2 separate regions of the Homo sapiens genome follow, and region 1 is linked to region 2. The links are chromatin loops, found by intact Hi-C in ENCODE. Cell type or tissue: K562. All regions are shown on one strand.

Evidence for each region. A loop is a pair of places that touch in the nucleus more often than their neighbours do. Peaks named below come from ENCODE experiments on the same cell type or tissue, not always from the same donor. Only the 100,000 strongest peaks of a DNase experiment are listed, where the experiment ranks them.
Region 1: a loop joins it to region 2, with 4 times the contacts of the local background. A loop is called at or near these places in 23 of 110 quality-filtered maps.

What each region holds. Positions count from the first base shown.
Region 1 is chr15:52,513,655-52,521,654 of GRCh38, forward strand. All of the region lies in intron 1 of MYO5A (myosin VA), which reads right to left. Among named protein-coding and RNA genes, the nearest start is that of MYO5A, 11 kb to the right of the region's middle. In K562, no CTCF peak of the experiment used is centred here; no DNase peak of the experiment used is centred here; H3K27me3 peaks cover 1,045 bases.
Region 2 is chr15:52,264,463-52,272,462 of GRCh38, forward strand. It overlaps MYO5C (myosin VC), which reads right to left. Exons shown (of 41, transcript NM_018728.4): 7 at 7,301-7,382; 8 at 5,291-5,398. Among named protein-coding and RNA genes, the nearest start is that of MIR1266, 8.7 kb to the right of the region's middle. In K562, no CTCF peak of the experiment used is centred here; no DNase peak of the experiment used is centred here; H3K27me3 peaks cover 3,182 bases.

The DNA.
Region 1 (8,000 bases), 250 kb after region 2:
TCCTGACCCCAGGTGATCCACCCACCTCGGCCTCCCAAAGTGCAGGGATTATAGGCATGAGCCACTGCGCCCGGCCAAGAATAAGTTAATTCTATAGCCAATAACTAGGCTGGGGAAGTAAGTGATTGGGTACCACTCAGGGGTGTTGAGCTAGAGAGTAGCATGTTGAGATCTCTGACATGGGTCAGTACTGCTCCTCATAGCATGGGTTGAAAAAGAGAACTGGAAGCACTGGAGACTAAGGAAAGTCATCTATAATGACATGTTAAAACTGGCCAAGAGACTAAGGAAAGTCATCTATAATGACATGTTAAAACTGGCCAAGAGAAGAATAAAGTGGTTGCCTTCCCAGGTGCCAAAGGGAGGGAGCAGTAGAAGAGGGGAAGCACATGAAGAGTTACTGATAAATAAATAAGATGATTTGAATGATCTGATTCGTTAAATCCAAAAAATACAAAGAAGATTTGGAAAAAACTTTCCAATGATAATTTATTGTAATTCCACTCATTCATATGTTCAATCACTAACTTGGTACCTACTACATAGCAAACACTGGTCTAGATACTGAGTCAAAAAATAAATGTGAACCATTGAATTATACACTTTATACAATGAATTGTATGGTATATGAATTACAGCTCAAAAAAGTTGTCAATGAAATGAAACAAATGAGATGTTTTCCCTGTCTTTAAGGGGTTCAGAGAAGCAAAGGGGAGATAGACAACTGCAATGCAGTGCAGTAAAGGGTTAGGACAGAAGTAAACTGAATGGGCAATATGAACACACAGAAGGAACATCTTAGCCACACTGGGGTCCGGAAGAACTAATTCATGAATGAAAAGTAATCCAGGAAGGGGAATGCTGGAAATCAGAAGAAGGCAAAGTTGGCAAGCTCCTCACTTAAAGTGAAGACTGAATGCCAGGAGGGAAACATGAGAGATGAGGCAGGCCCAGGGCGAAGGCAGGTCATGAAGAGCCTGTGTACTACAGCCTCACTGCTCAAGGTGTGGTTCTCAATTCAGCACAGGCATCACCTGGGAGTTGTTAGAAATGCAGGCTCATGCCCTGTCACAGACCTACTGAGTCAGAATCTTCCCTTTAACAAGATTCCTAGTAATTCAGATGGACACCAAAGTTCAGGAAGCATTACACTAACAAATTTATTCTCAGGACAAAATCCTATGGGGAATCATGAAGGAATTTCAAGCCAGGCAGTGGCATGCTCAGATATGTGCATTACAAAGATCTCACTAGTAACAGAATGAAAAAACAGATTATAGAAAGTAAGACCAAAGATTGCTTAGGAAGCTGTTTGAGGAACCAGGAAAGAATAAGGGACCAAGCTGAGTATGGTGGCTCACACCTCTAATCTCAGCACTTTGGGAGGCCAGGGTGGGAGGATCACTTGAGCCCAGGAGTTCAAGACCAGCCTGGACAACACAGTGAGACCCTGTTTCCAAAAAACAAAAAATTAGCTGGGTGTGGTGGCATGCAGCTACTATAGTGCCAGCTACTTGGGGGGCTAAGGCAGAAGGATTAGTTAGCTCACAAGGTCGAGACTGCAGTGAGCTATGATCACGTCACTGCACTCCAGCCTGAGCAACAGAGCAAGACCCTGTCTCAAGAAAAAAAAAAGAAAGAAAGAAAGAAAAAAAAGATAAGGGCCCCAAATAGAGCAGTAACAGTACTAGGAAATGATAACTGATTAGGTGGGGTGCAGGGGTGTGGGGGAAAGTAAATCAAGACGATTTCTAAGTTTTGTGTTTGGGTTACTGGAGGGATACTGATGTCATTCACCAGACAGGAAAAAGAAATAACAACAACAATGACAGTAGCTAACATTTCTTAAATATGTGCCAGGCATTATTCTAAGTGCTTCCCATGTACTATCTCATTTAATCTTCATAACAACCCTATGAAGTAAGTATTATGCCATCATACAGATGTAGAAACTAAGACACAGAGAAATTAAATCAGGTAGGGTAGTATGAAGAAGGAGGGAGCAGATGACAATCGATTTTGAATATGCTGGGTTTGGGGGGCTTGTGAAGATGTCCATAAGGCAGTTGTCTGTAGGGATCTAGGTTTGTAGGAAGAGCAAGCAGGCTGGAAACAGGTTTGGAAGTCATCAGCACAGGGCTGGCACCTGACTCTTCAGGACTGGATCAGGCCACAGTGGGAGGGAGTGTAGGTCAAGGACAGAGCCCAGGAACATCAATATCTAAGGTGCAATAGGAGGTAAGTGAGCTTAAGAAGATGAGAAAGCAGACAGAGAGAAAGGAGAATGACAGCTATAACAGCAACAATAGTAATAACTAATACTTGTAAGAATTTACTAAATACCGGTCACTATTCTAAGCATTTCTTAATATATTATAAGTCAGTCATCATTAAAACCACATAAGGTAGGTTTTATTATCACCATTATAAAGATAAGGAAATTGAAGCATAAAGAGGTTAAGTGGCTTGCTTAAAGACACAGAGAAAGTAGAATAGCAAAACCAGGATTCAAACCAAGATCCAGTATCTAGGTGTGGATTCCATGCCCTTGACTTCTATGATGTACTGCCTCGCTTTCAGGACCCTGGGAGGGTTGGAAGGCAAGGAAGGAAACAGTTGCAACAAAGCCCTCAGAATAGTATCTGGCCTACAGTAAAGCCTCAGTAAATATTAATCACTATTATTTGATAATTTACTGCCATGGAACCACACATTTGACTGAGCCACAGTCTTTACAAGAAAACAAGTAACAACTATATAAGGTTAAAAAAAATCAAGGTTTTAGTGGAGGAAGAAAAGCAAAGAAACTTCCAAGGCTGCTAAGGCTTCAACTCAGTTTCCTATGCCTTTAATGTCTAAGGCTCCACACAATCAACCCTTGCCCAGGTCTGTGGCTACTGCCGTGATCCTAGTCCTTCGGAAGGGCTGCTACACACGGCAATGACCTGAAGGCCTCACTAATCCCAAAACACCTTCTGACTGCTATAAAGATTCCATTCTATAACGCTCCTTTAGCATTGGGCATATTTTGCTCCATTCTAATTGTTTTACAAAGCAGGTTGTTGATGCTGAAGGACTCTCGGGTTCTCAACTGTCCCCGAAAGCAAAGGCATGGCCTTCTCCAGACACTGTTAATTTGTTCTAATTAGGAGGACATGTCTACAATGTCCTGATAACATATTATCAGGTAATTTTCAAACTAAAATTATATCATGTATAGTAATTTAGAAGCTTCATGTTTTTTCTCTTTTTAAAATTCTTTCTAGTTCAATTATTCTCTCTGGCACAGATTGATCCAAGATCAAGAAACAGAGTGAATAAAAGCAACAATAATGACAATGGTCAGAAAAAGAAGCAGTTTCAATTTTTAAAAGGTTAAATTTTTGAAATGAACTTATATGTTTCTAGTCTAAGAAAATTTCTCAAAACAGAATAAAGGTATTAAAAAGCAGAAAGCATCTTCTAGAAGTGGGACATCTGGTCACCCTATCCCTCAGGCAATGCACATAAAGAGTGCTATTTTTAAAATGAAGTGAATGTGAATGCCCTATCCTGCATAAATACAAATGCTAATTCTTGCTAGGGAGACTTGAATTCTAAAATTAACTAAAACTGACTAAGCAGACTTATGAACAAAGATGCTCACCATAACATATCACTTCCATTAGTGAAAAATACCCAGCAGTAAATACATTTTGGTATACCCAGATGACTGAATATTATGCTGCCATTAAAAATATTTTCAGTGGGCTGGGGGCGGTGGCTCACACCCATAATCCCAGCACTTTGGGAATCTGAGGTGGGCAGATCACCTGAGGTCAGGAGTTCAAGACCAGCCTAGCCAACATGGTGAAATCCCGTCTCTACTAAAAGTACAAAAAATTAGCTAGGCGTGGTGGCAGGCACTTGTAATCCCAGCTACTCTGGGTGCCTGTAATCCTAGCTACTCCAGAGGCTGAGGCAGAGGTATTACTTGAACCCAGGAAGCAGAGGTTGCAGTGAGCCAAGATCGCACCAATGTGCTCCAGCCTGGGCAACAAGAGCGAAACTCCGTCTCAAAAAATATATATACAGATATATTTTTTCAACGAATATTTATTGATATAAATTCTCACAATACATATTAAGTTTAAAAATCATTTTAAAAATCATTACCATTTGTGAATATAGACAAAAGACTTAACAAAGTAAATCAATAGTTGACAATGATTATTTCTAGGTGGTATAATTAGTTTATTTTAACTTTCTTCCCTTATATGTTCTGTATTATTCAAATAATCCAGATTAGCTACAAGGCATCACTTCTACAAGCAGAAAAAAAATGCTTATAAATCAACTTTTTAAAAAAGTTTTCCCAATTAATTCTAATTTCCCAATTAATTTCTTCCTACTTGTTCTTACCCTAAGTTGAAGGCTTATCATCTAGTTTAGCAGTTTCAAGGGTTTGTGTGATTCTCCCCCATCCCCACCATCCCAAGAGATATCTAGCAATGTCTGTAGGCAATATTGGTTGTCACAACTAGGGATGGAGGGTGCTACTGGATCTCATAGATAAAGGTCAGAGATTTGGCTAAACATACTACAATACACAGGAGAGCCACCCCTCCCACAAAAAAAAAAAAAAAAAAAAAAGAATTATCCAGCCTACTATCAGTGGTGCAGAGGTTGAGAAATTTTGGTCAAGGATGAAAAAAATTAGTATAAACAGTAAGAGTGGGTTAAAATGCAATAGTAACTCTAAGGGGCTTAACATTTTCATTTCTTAAACAAGAAATACACATTCCGACTTTATGAAAATGTAATCTAGGTTGTGGACCAAAATTCCTTATTATTAAGATATACATTTCCCAATTTTACAGACAGCATCTCCAGAAAAATTCTGCTCCCAACCCAACCATGCTGCTTATCAAACTAGAAGATTTTTTTCTAAGCTTAAGCATAGAGAGACCAACCCCGTGTAAAAGTTGTTTAAGTACTGGCAGAAAAGTGTTTTAAGGTGAGATCATATCTTTAAAGGAATATCTAGTCATCTTACTGTAATGCAGACCAGTATGGTAAGCTAAAAAACTAAGGTTGAACTAGTCTAGTCTAACTAGTCTAAAACTAGTCTAACACAAAAGTGTTTGTTTGAAACACATAAACATGCTCACAAACACAGAAAATGATTTATGCAAACTCATAAAAAATGACTTCCTTTGTGATGTCAGATCAGGGAGTGGTAATAAAGCAAAAACAAAAATGAAGTTCCCTCCTCAATCTAAGTTATGAAAAAAAGATTCACCCTTTAGTAACTTATTTTATTCCATTATAGGTGTGGGATGTATATATACTTCGTTATAACAAATCATAACAGGGCATAAGGGGTGGGTAGATAAAATTAAATAGTAGGGGGATAAAGCAGATGAACAGGTGGAAGGAAGAGAACAGAAGACAGACTACCACTAGACATGAACAAGGAATGACGGACAGGCAAAAAGAAATTGTGCACAATTCTTACTGTTGTGCAATAAGAAATCGTGCAACTTATCTATGTATGAAAATAGGGGAAGAGAATAACGTATGCAAGCAAGGATGTGAAGAAAATAGGGGAAATAAAATGCTGAGGAAATACGGTAGAAAGAAATCAGTAAGAAAGGTGACATAGGGTTCATAGCCCCCAAATTAAGACTGAATAATGGCCGGGCATGGTAGCTCCCGCCTATAATCTCAGCACTTTTGGGATAATTAAGTGGGAGATTGCTTGAAGCCAAAAGTTTGAGACTAGTCTGAGAAACAAAGTGAGACTCTGTCTCTACAAAAATTAAAAAATTAGCCAGGCATGGTGGCATGCGCTTACAGTCCCGGTTACTCAGGAGGCTGAGCTGGGAGGGCTGCTTGAGCCCAGGAGTTCGAGGCTGCAGTGAGCTATGCTTGCGCTACTGCACTCTAGTGTGGGCAACAGAACGAGACCTTGTCTAAAAAAAATAATAATAATAATAATAATAATAATACATGAAAAATCAAAATTGAAGACTGAATAAATTTTCAAAATTTCAATTTCTAACATGCTATTAGTAACATTTGCTTGCACAGACGCTCCATGGCTTTTTTTTTTGAGACAGAGTCTTGCTTTGTCGCCCAGGCTGGAGTGCACCGGCACGATCTCAACTCACTGGAACCTCTGCTTCCCGGGTTCAAGCGATTCTCCTGCCTCGGCCTCCTGAGTAGCTGGGATTACAGGCACACGCCACCACGCCCGGCTAATTTTTGTATTTTTAGTAGAGACAGGGTTTCACCGTGTTAGCCAAGCTGGTCTCAAGCTCCTGACCTCATGATCCGCCCGCCTTGGCCTCCCAAAGTGCTGAGGATTACAGGCATGAGCCACCGCACCTGGCCTGGCTTCTATTTTTCAATCCAAAATGATTCTCTAGGGGAAAGATACCTAATGTCCCCGGTCAAGCAAAATTTCCCATTCTTCTTGCTCAAAGATCAGAAAAGGAGGGGTAGAATTCCATGACTATCATTTTCAGTGACCTATTCATAGCATACATGGACTGAGGGTAGTTGTTTATTTTGACTACCTAGCACTTTTCCTTCCAATGGCGAACAGCTCACAGCCATCCCATGAGGTTGGAGTAGGACTATCAATCACAGTGCCCTGTCCTCCCCCTGGTCTCTGGGGTGAGCACAGACTTGACCACTCATGGTGCTCCTCACCTACTGCCTAGAGGCCCAATGAAAGGAGAAGGCACATGACCAGAATTCCTCTATCAGGCTCTCTTCCTCCAGGCCCAGTGCTGTAAGATCATGTGATCTGCAGGTGCCACTGACCATCTTTTCACCCCTAAAAAAAGCTGCCCTCAGGATGAAACCAATGTCAGACAGCATGTGAGAGTCAGTGAAGAGAGCCCCAATGACCATGTCTGAGCCTTGATTCCAGCCATGCCTAGATTTTTAAGTCACATGAGCAAATAAACTCCTCTTTGGCTTTGAGTTTGGGTTTCTGTTTCTTCCAACTAAAACAGCTGTGGCTGGTAAACTGACTAACACTGTTAAAGAGAGGTTTGGTAAGTCAATGTGCCAAACCTCTCATCCATAAATTACCCAGACCCTCTCTATTTACATCCTGTACCTCAGCTAATACCATAACTTGAAGTGATGAGTTTCAGAAATGTAAAATGTAAATGTTTAAAGTAGAAATTCATTTAAAATGGCATATATTGATTTGTTTCAAGATCTAAAACATATCCCTACTAAACTGAGATTTGATGTTACAAACTTCCACTATTCTGGATGTCAAAGAGTCTACTATAGGGCTGGGCACAGTGGTTCACGCCAGTAATCTCAGCACTTTGGGAGGCCGAGGCAGGCGTATCACATGGTCAGGAGTTCGAGACCCGCCTGGCCAGTACTGTGAAACCCCATCGCTACTAAAAATACAAAAATTAGCCAGGGGTGGTGGCACATGCCTGTAGTCCCAGCTACTCGGGAGGCTGAGGCAGAAGAATCGATTGAACACAGGAGGCAGAGGTTGCAGTGAGCTGAGATCACGCCACTGCACTCCAGCCTGGGTGACAGAGCGAGACTCTGTCTCAAAAAAAAAAAAAAAAAACCTCTACTGTATTCCCAGCTCACCTTCATCTTTCTAAACTAGAGAGTTCGACACCTTTAATCTGTCTAGCCTCTTCACTGCCCTGATCATTTTACTTCTCCTATTCTGAAATTTCTCTAGTTTCATGTACATTTGTCAAGAAGTAGAAACCCCAACCACACATGCAGGATTCCTGGCCAGGACTATATGTTTTTGTATATGTGACAAAAGATGGACAAAACCTATCTTTTTTGTGCATCCAGTCTCCCTCTAGCCCAGCATCTTGCCCACATTTTTGGCCACAGTAGTACATTAGGCCACAGGAGGTAGATACATGGTCCTCATGAACACTTAGTGCATTATGTACAATGCACTTCTCCCTTGATTTCAATCAAGTTTAGAACCATTATTTTGAAATCAAAAAATAATT
Region 2 (8,000 bases):
CCTCTGTAGACATATACCACATGTGTCTATACACAGGTTTCCCCTCTGCCATGGCTGCTAGGAAGTTCAACACAAAAATTAATATCCCAGTAATCATTTCACATTAGGTTCCTCGGAGAGTCATCTTGCCTTGATTCTGTGCTTGATTTTGAATGTTTTTCATTTTTCTTTTTGCTCACAAGCTCTCTGAATCCCTGAATTATTTTTTAGGTGGGATTGCTGGAGGGATTCCGTTTGCCCCTCCAGATTCTCTGCTCTCTGCCCCAGGGGACTTGGTATAAACCAAGGCGATGGCCTTTCATGCCCTCTGGCCTTTGGTTGGGTTTGATTCATGGGGAGCCCTAGCAGGAGAGCAGAGAGAGGAGCGGAGAAGGTTCCGAGTGCGTCCTCCCCAGCCCCCTTCCCTGCAAAGCTGCCTCCAACTGGCTGCATGGCCTGACTGACAGAAGGTCACTGCTCCTCTGGGGCTGACTTTACCCAACTCTCCTTCTAGGCTCCAGAAACACTTGGATGCCCACATGGGAAAGAGCAGTGAACAGTTCTGCTGCTGCCCCCCAGGTGCCCACTGCCCCTTGTATTAATAGCTCCCCTAGACTCCACTCACACCTCTGCAGTTGTAAATAATAAATAACCCCTCCCTCTTGTATTCTGTTGTGAGCCTGCCCCATGTTCCCCATTGGGACTTTGATTGCAGTAAGTAGAATATAAATTATGACTACATACCATATTCAGTCACCGTGAGGGGATTAGCACATTTCCTGGAGCCAAAAAGAAAGAAAACCAGCTGCTAGAAAGGACTGTGTTCAAACCCTGTAAATCACAGTGTAGACCCACACGCTGTGAGCCCGGTTTTGCCAGGTCGGGATCCCCCCAGTGTGTGTTAATGACACTGTGGTGACTTAAGCAGCTGAGAGATGCGCTCGGGCTGGCAGGCAGGCTCATTCACACCAGGCAGGCTGCCTGGTCCACCCTGGAATGGACACTGGAATGGAAGCCAATGACCCCTCACTTGAGGATACCTGGAGTTTCCATTAGCAGGTAGGTCATGTTCTTTAACAATTTCAAAACCTACAGTTTTTTGTTTTTTTTTTTTTGAGACAAGGTCTCACTCTGTTGTCCAGGCTGGAGAGCAGTGGTGTGATCATGGCTCACTGCAGCCTCGACCTCCTAGGCTCAAGTAATCCTCCCACCTCCGCCTCCTGAGTAGCTGGGACTATAAATGTGCGCCACCACGCCCAGCTAATTTTTTGTAGAGATGGGGTTTTGCCATGTTGCCCAGGCTGGTCTTGAATGCCTGGGCTCAAGTGGTCCACCCTCCTTGGCCTCCCAAAGTGCTGCGATTATAGGAATGAGCCACTGCACCTGGCCCAGAGTCTCCTCTACTACAAAGATTAAATAAAATCAGTCTCAAAAGATTTCAATCCAAGAACACAGGGAAGACTCCAGCTCCAGCTGAGTCCAGGCACTTGCTGCCTTTCCATTTGGAGGTAACTCCTCCATCCGAAGGACAGATGTGTCCAACAGAAATATACCCCAGGCCTCCACCACAGTAATGACAGGTAAGTGATCATGAGCAGCAACTAAAAATGCCAAGTGCAGGAGCCTCCATTCTGGCACTCCTCCCTGCTTTCTGTGATCCATAACTAAACCCCTTAAACTACTCCAGGCCTTCCAGAAACACAAAAGGGAGATAACAACTCCAAAACATTAATACAAAAGAAAGAACTCAAGACCTGCGTTAAGTAATCATCCTTAGTGAGCCTGTCACACAAAAGCAATGCCAGCCTGAATCAGATTTCCAGGGGGAGCTCACTGGTCAAGTTCCTAGAGCCTGAGGTCCCAGGGACAGCCTGATTCCAAGGTGTTCGTCCCATCAGAGGGCAAGGATCATAGCAACACTCAAATGGCAGGGGTCAGTGGATGAATCACATGAGAAAGACACAGCAGAAGAGCAGAAGAAAGGGACTTTTTAATCAAAATGCCTCCCCTCGCGCTTCTCCAGGGGTAATCTCACTGCTAACTGAGGGATCTCAGCAGCAGAAATGGAGGGGAAGGCGAAGGGAACACTGCCTCAGGCACCGTCCTTGGTATTTTCCACGCATCAGCTCCTCTCATGCTCACTACAACCACCCGAAGGAATCCTAGTATTGTTCCCATCTCACAGAGGAGGAAACTAAGGCATAGGAAGGTTAGGGAACTCACCCGAGGTCACACTGGGTAAGGTATATCTAAGCAGTTTAACACCAGTGCCCACCGCAATATGAGAAAAGACCCACAGCGTTCATGAGGCCATCTAGCTTCGCCCTAGCATGTCTAAACAGAGAAGTCCCTGATGACCTCGTGCAAGGTGAAGGAAAAGTTTGAGCTGAGGTACCCTCTCTTGAAGGGAGAGTTGCAGGGAAGAGGTGCAGTGGCCCCAATCTCTTACCACCTGCCCACTTCACACAGCACAGCAGGCAGCCATCACCATTAATGCCTTGAGAGGACACGGTACTCTACCTCTCCACAAAACTCCAGAGGGCTTTGTCTAAAACTTCTAAGTCTGTGCACAGGCTAAGTGTCCAGGGCCAACCCGGCACATGCAGGGCCCTGAGAGTGAGTGCCTCTCTCGTCTCGTCCCAGTCTTGGCCCTGGGACTGAGGAACGTGATGTGGAAATCTGTAAACATAACCTAAGTTGTGTGAAACATGGGGGCAAATGGCTGCAAATTGCTGATCTCCAACAATTAGAAAAGGTTTCATGGAAGAAGAGATGGTTTTACTCAAAGTATGGTGAGGCTTTGGACAATTGGGAATGTAGAGAGCTAGCAGGCAGGGAGTAGCAGTTACTATGCACCTGCTATGTGCTTGGCCTGGTGCTGGGGACTTTTACATATGCTTCCTCACGAGTTGTCATGAAAGATAAGGTGCGTTGCCACTCACAGATCAAGACACTAAGTCTTGGCTGGACATGGTGGCTTATGCCTGTAATCCCAGCACTTTGGGAGACAGAGGCGGGCGGATCACCTGAGGTGAGGAGTTCAAGATTGGCCTGGGCAACATGGTGAAACCCCATCTCTACTAAAAATACAAAAATTAGCTGGGGGCGGTGGCATGTGCCTGTAATCCCAGCTGCTCGGGAGGCTGAGGCAGGAGAATTGCTTGAGTCCCGGAGGCAGAGGTTGCAGTGAGCCGAGACTGCACCATTGTACCCCAGCCTGGGCGACAGAGCGAGACTCCATCTCAAAAAAAGACACCAAGTCTCAGAGTGGGTAACCTTAGATTCATACCAATTAGGATTTGAATTCACATTCATTTGATCCCAAAGCCTACTCTATTTGCCCTACATTATCTTGCTGTGAGGAGGAGGACATAATAGAGGTGGGAGAGAGTAGAAGGATCAGGGAGATGAGGGTGGGCAGGGCAGGGCATATCCTTCAGCCCAGCCAGAGCTTGGCCACCTGTCCCCTCCTCACGCACCAAGCCCCCTCTCCATGGAGTACATTATACAAAGATTGAAATGACGACCATAATTATTTTCAGCAAATGTAAGTCAGTGCCGAAAGTGTTTATCTTATTATTATAAAATGTTTAAACTGCCTTTCTCCTCGAAGCAGGTTTGAGGGAACAGTCTGATGGTGATTTTGCTTAGAAAACCATCTTGTTTTCATTCTCCATTATCCAGCTGTGATCGTCTTGCCTATTCCTTGGATATGTTTAACCTGAAACTCTTAGTTTTTTACATTCAGATACAGTCAACCAGGCCACAAGAATGAAAGCACTTAGTATGAATCGGCGGGACATTTCAGCAAGAGAGATTTCAGCAAGACGTAGAAATGGCTGGCCGGGCGCGGTGGCTCATGCCTGTAATCCCAGCATTTTGGGAAGCCAAGGCGGGCAGATCACGAGGTCAGGAGATTGAGACCATCTTGGCCAACACGGTGAAACCCTGTATCTACTAAAATACAAAAAATTAGCCAGGTGTGGTGGCGTGTGCTTGTAATCCCAGCTACTTGGGAAGCTGAGGCAGGGGAACCGCTTGAATCGGGGAGGCAGAGGTTGCGCCACTGCACTCCAGGCCAGCCTGGCGACAGTGTAAGATTCTGTCTCAAAAAAAAGAAAAGAAAAAAAAAAAGAAAGAAATGGCCGATGGCCTCACCCTGATCAGAAGCTTTGACTGGCAGCTTCATGTGGATGTCTAGACTCATACAGAATGAGAGAGTGAATGCCTGTTTTTATAAACACCATCTGGTAGACAGCCTTTCTGAACATGAGCTCTGTGTGGGAAAAGTAAGGCGAGAAGGATTGGGAACAACTGGCTGTGCTGTGACAGTCGTGCCTGCTCCACCTGTGCCGGCATCTGAGCAATAGAAGATGGGGTTTTCTGTACCAAATGAGATGCTTGAAGACCCTGGAGTGCAAAAGCCAGTTCCACTCTGAATCAGTTGCCTAATGTTGGGTAAATCACTTCCCATCTCTGTGCCTTAGTTTCCCTCTTGTAAAATGGGAGAAACAGCAGCACTGACTTCCTAGGGTGGTTGTAGGGATTGAATGAGTTCACACAGAGTTATAAAGTGCTTAGGATGGTGCCCAGCACATTGCAAGCTCCAGATGAGTGCTCACTATTTTACTGTCATCATCAGGAGACCTATGAAGGCCACAGAGGGCCAACGTTCCACTTCTGAACCGAATTGGACCTTGGCTTTACCAGTCATTCTTGTACTCAGCCTAGAAGAGCTTACGGCAGTCACAGGGCTTGCAGCCCATGCCTCTCACAGCCGAGCCAGGAAGGCTGAGGAAAAAAACAAATTAATTTCTAGCTCTTTTAAGGGAAAAGCATAGTCTTGACCACTTAGTCTCCAAATATGTTCTGATGTTTTGTCCTAAAATTAGAATTGATTAGGAGCCTTCAGAATACACATTTGCTGGGAATCCCCACCTTTTAATTTTTTTTTTTTTTTTTTTTTTTTAAGAGAGAGTCTTGATCTGTTGCCAGGCTGGAGTGCAGTGGTGTGATCTCGGCTCGATGCAACCCTCTGCCTCCTGAGTTCAAGGGATTCCTCTGCCTCAGCCTCCTGAGTAGCTGGGACTACAGGCACCCGCCACCACGCCTGGCTAATTTTTCGTATTTTTAGTGGAGACAGGTTTCACCATGTTGGCCAGAATGGTCTCAATCTCCTGACCTTGTGATCCGCCCACCTCAGCCTCCCAAAGTGTTGGGATTACAGGTGTGAGCCACCACGCCTGGCCTTAATTTTTTTTTTTTTTTAAGAGAAAATGGCTACATACTTGGATGGGATATTTTCCCTTACCCAGAAGCGTGAAGGTCTTTTGAGTCTCTACCATTTCAGCTCGATCATTCACACCCTCAATGACAGTATTGCCTCCCATTCTTGTATAATTAAATTCTTCGGCACTCCCTGAAATCAAAAAGTAAGATTTGTTATGTCTGTAACACAGAAATTTGGACATACACATTTATCAGAAGAAGGGAAGTTCATACTCAAAGAACTGTGTCATGCACTTTACACAGTTTATTCCATTTATTCCTTAGAACTCTGCATTACAGCCAGGTGTGGAGGCTCATGCCTGTAATCCCAGCACTTTGGGAGCCTGAGGCAGGGGGCTTGCTTGAACCCAGGAGTTCAAGACTAGCCTGGGCAAAAGGGCAAAACCAAATCTCTATAAAAAATTAGCTGGACATGGTGGCACATGCCTATGGTCCCAGCTATTCAGGAGGCTGACGTGGGAGGATCACTTGAGCCCAGGAGTTCGAGGCTGCAGTGAGCCGTGCTGGCGCTACTGCACCCCAGCCTCAGTGACCCTGTCTCAAAAAAACAAAAACAAAACAACAACAAAAAAAATCCTACATAACAGACACAGAAGCTGAGACTCAGGAAAGTGAAGTGACTTTCTCAAGTTCCAATAGCTGATGGCACACAAGAATTTAAATGCAGGCCTAACTCTAAAGCTCATGGTTTTTGTTCCTGCACCTAACATTTTTATATAGCTTTACTGAGCTTTACTGAATGTACAATAAACTGCATATGTTTAACACGTACGATTTGATGAATTTTTGACATACATATACTCTTATAAAACCATTAGCACAATCCGGATAATGACTCTCTCTCTCTCTACATATATATGTATATATACACACACATTTATATATGTATATATAAATGTATGTGTATATATATATATACACACATTTATATATGTATATATATGTATGTATGTATACACATGTATGTGTATATATATACACATACATCTAATGTTTAAATAGTAGAGGATCTTTCAGAAAGCCCTTCTGCAGGTTCACTATTCACATTCTGTTTGGTAGACAAGGCCAAGGATATTACCTTCATGTGAAATCTGGAGAAACTTAGATTCTAAGAGTACAAGCAACTTCTCCAAAATTAGAGAGTGTGAGTTCAACTCCAACATACTAGAAGTTATCTCCAACAATTCTCATCTACCAGCATAGCACAAATGGCTAAGGCAGGAGAGCTGTGACAGCACGGGGCTCGGGGCCTTTTGTACTGAAGGACAAACAGCCCTATGTTTTAGCCATCTCTGGAATATAATTAATTATGACTACAAGTAATGAATGACCTTGAGCCATCAAGGAAGGTCAAATTATGATACAGGTGGTTTGTTTTAATAAGTGGGTTAACATGTCATGTTCAAATAAAATGGAAAGTTTGGTGACATCATATGTTCCAGCTGTCAGGAGGTCTTATTCAGGTGGTTCTAGCTGGAGGACCATAAATACCCAATGAGCTATTTTTTTTTTTTTTGAGACGGAGTCTTGCTCTGTTGCCCAGGCTGGAGTGCAGTGGCGTGATCTCGGCTCACTGCAACCTCCATCTCCCGGGTTCAAGCAATTCTTCTGCCTCAGCCTCCCAAGTAGCTGGGACTACAGGTGCGTGCCACCACACCCGGTTAATTTTTGTATTTTTAGTAGAGACAGGGTTTTGCCATGTTGGCCAGGCTGGTCTCTAACTCCTGACCTCAGGTGATCCACCCTCCTCAGCCTCCCAAAGTGCTGGGATTACAGGTGTGAGCCATCACGCCAGGCCCAATGAGCTTTAAAAATAACCCTCAGTCTTACAAGTGCCCCCTCTCTCTAAACTCATCCCCCCGGCCCTAATCCATCCCCTTAATTAGATGCACCAATTCTGTCCCTGAAACCAAAGAATCTTGTATCTTTGGGCAAATACTTAAAACAAATATATTACTATAAGAAGAAAGTTAACCTAGAATTTAAGCCCTCCATAAAAGAGAGACCCTTTCATACACGATCCATCACATACCCAATTTAAGATGTTTAAATTCCGACTGCTGTGCAGATGCACAAAGCTGATAGAAAATGTGGTAATTTCGTTCATTTTCCGACTGTAAGATAAAGAAATGTCCTCAAAATTACACCAAATCCTTACAAGCAAAAATGCCAGGTTTTTAACTAGAGGGTCCTAGATATCTAATCCGCATGGATAATTCTCTGTCTGGGATGTGATCTGGCCAGTTCACAAGCAGGCCCTTCCTCTCAGCTGAGAACTGGGTGGCCTGAGATGGCCTTCCAAGTAATGAGCAACCCAGAGAAAGTGTTATTAAATGAAAACGTCCTATGAAATGGGAATGGCGTAACTCATCCTAGTGAAATTTTTACAAACTTCCTGCAATACAAGGCTTTCTGTTGCTCTCCTCCTGGGCCAAAACGATGAGAAATTTCTCCATTTACTGGCAGAAAAGCCTTTCTTTTAAAACCCCCTCAATAGCTCTGATCCCATTCCCTTCCTGATAGGAAAGCCAGTCTGTCAGCTTAGCCTATTTCAAACAGTTTTCGTACTCTAGAAAGAGATACTTGCTTTTTAAACTATAAGGATTTTGTAAATCCCCCAAATTAAAAAGTCATTAACCTTTTCCTGCAGACATACAACTCACCTGATATTACACCTATTCATCCATCAATTTTTAATAAACAGAAAAAAGAATCCAAACTGCAAATGAAAG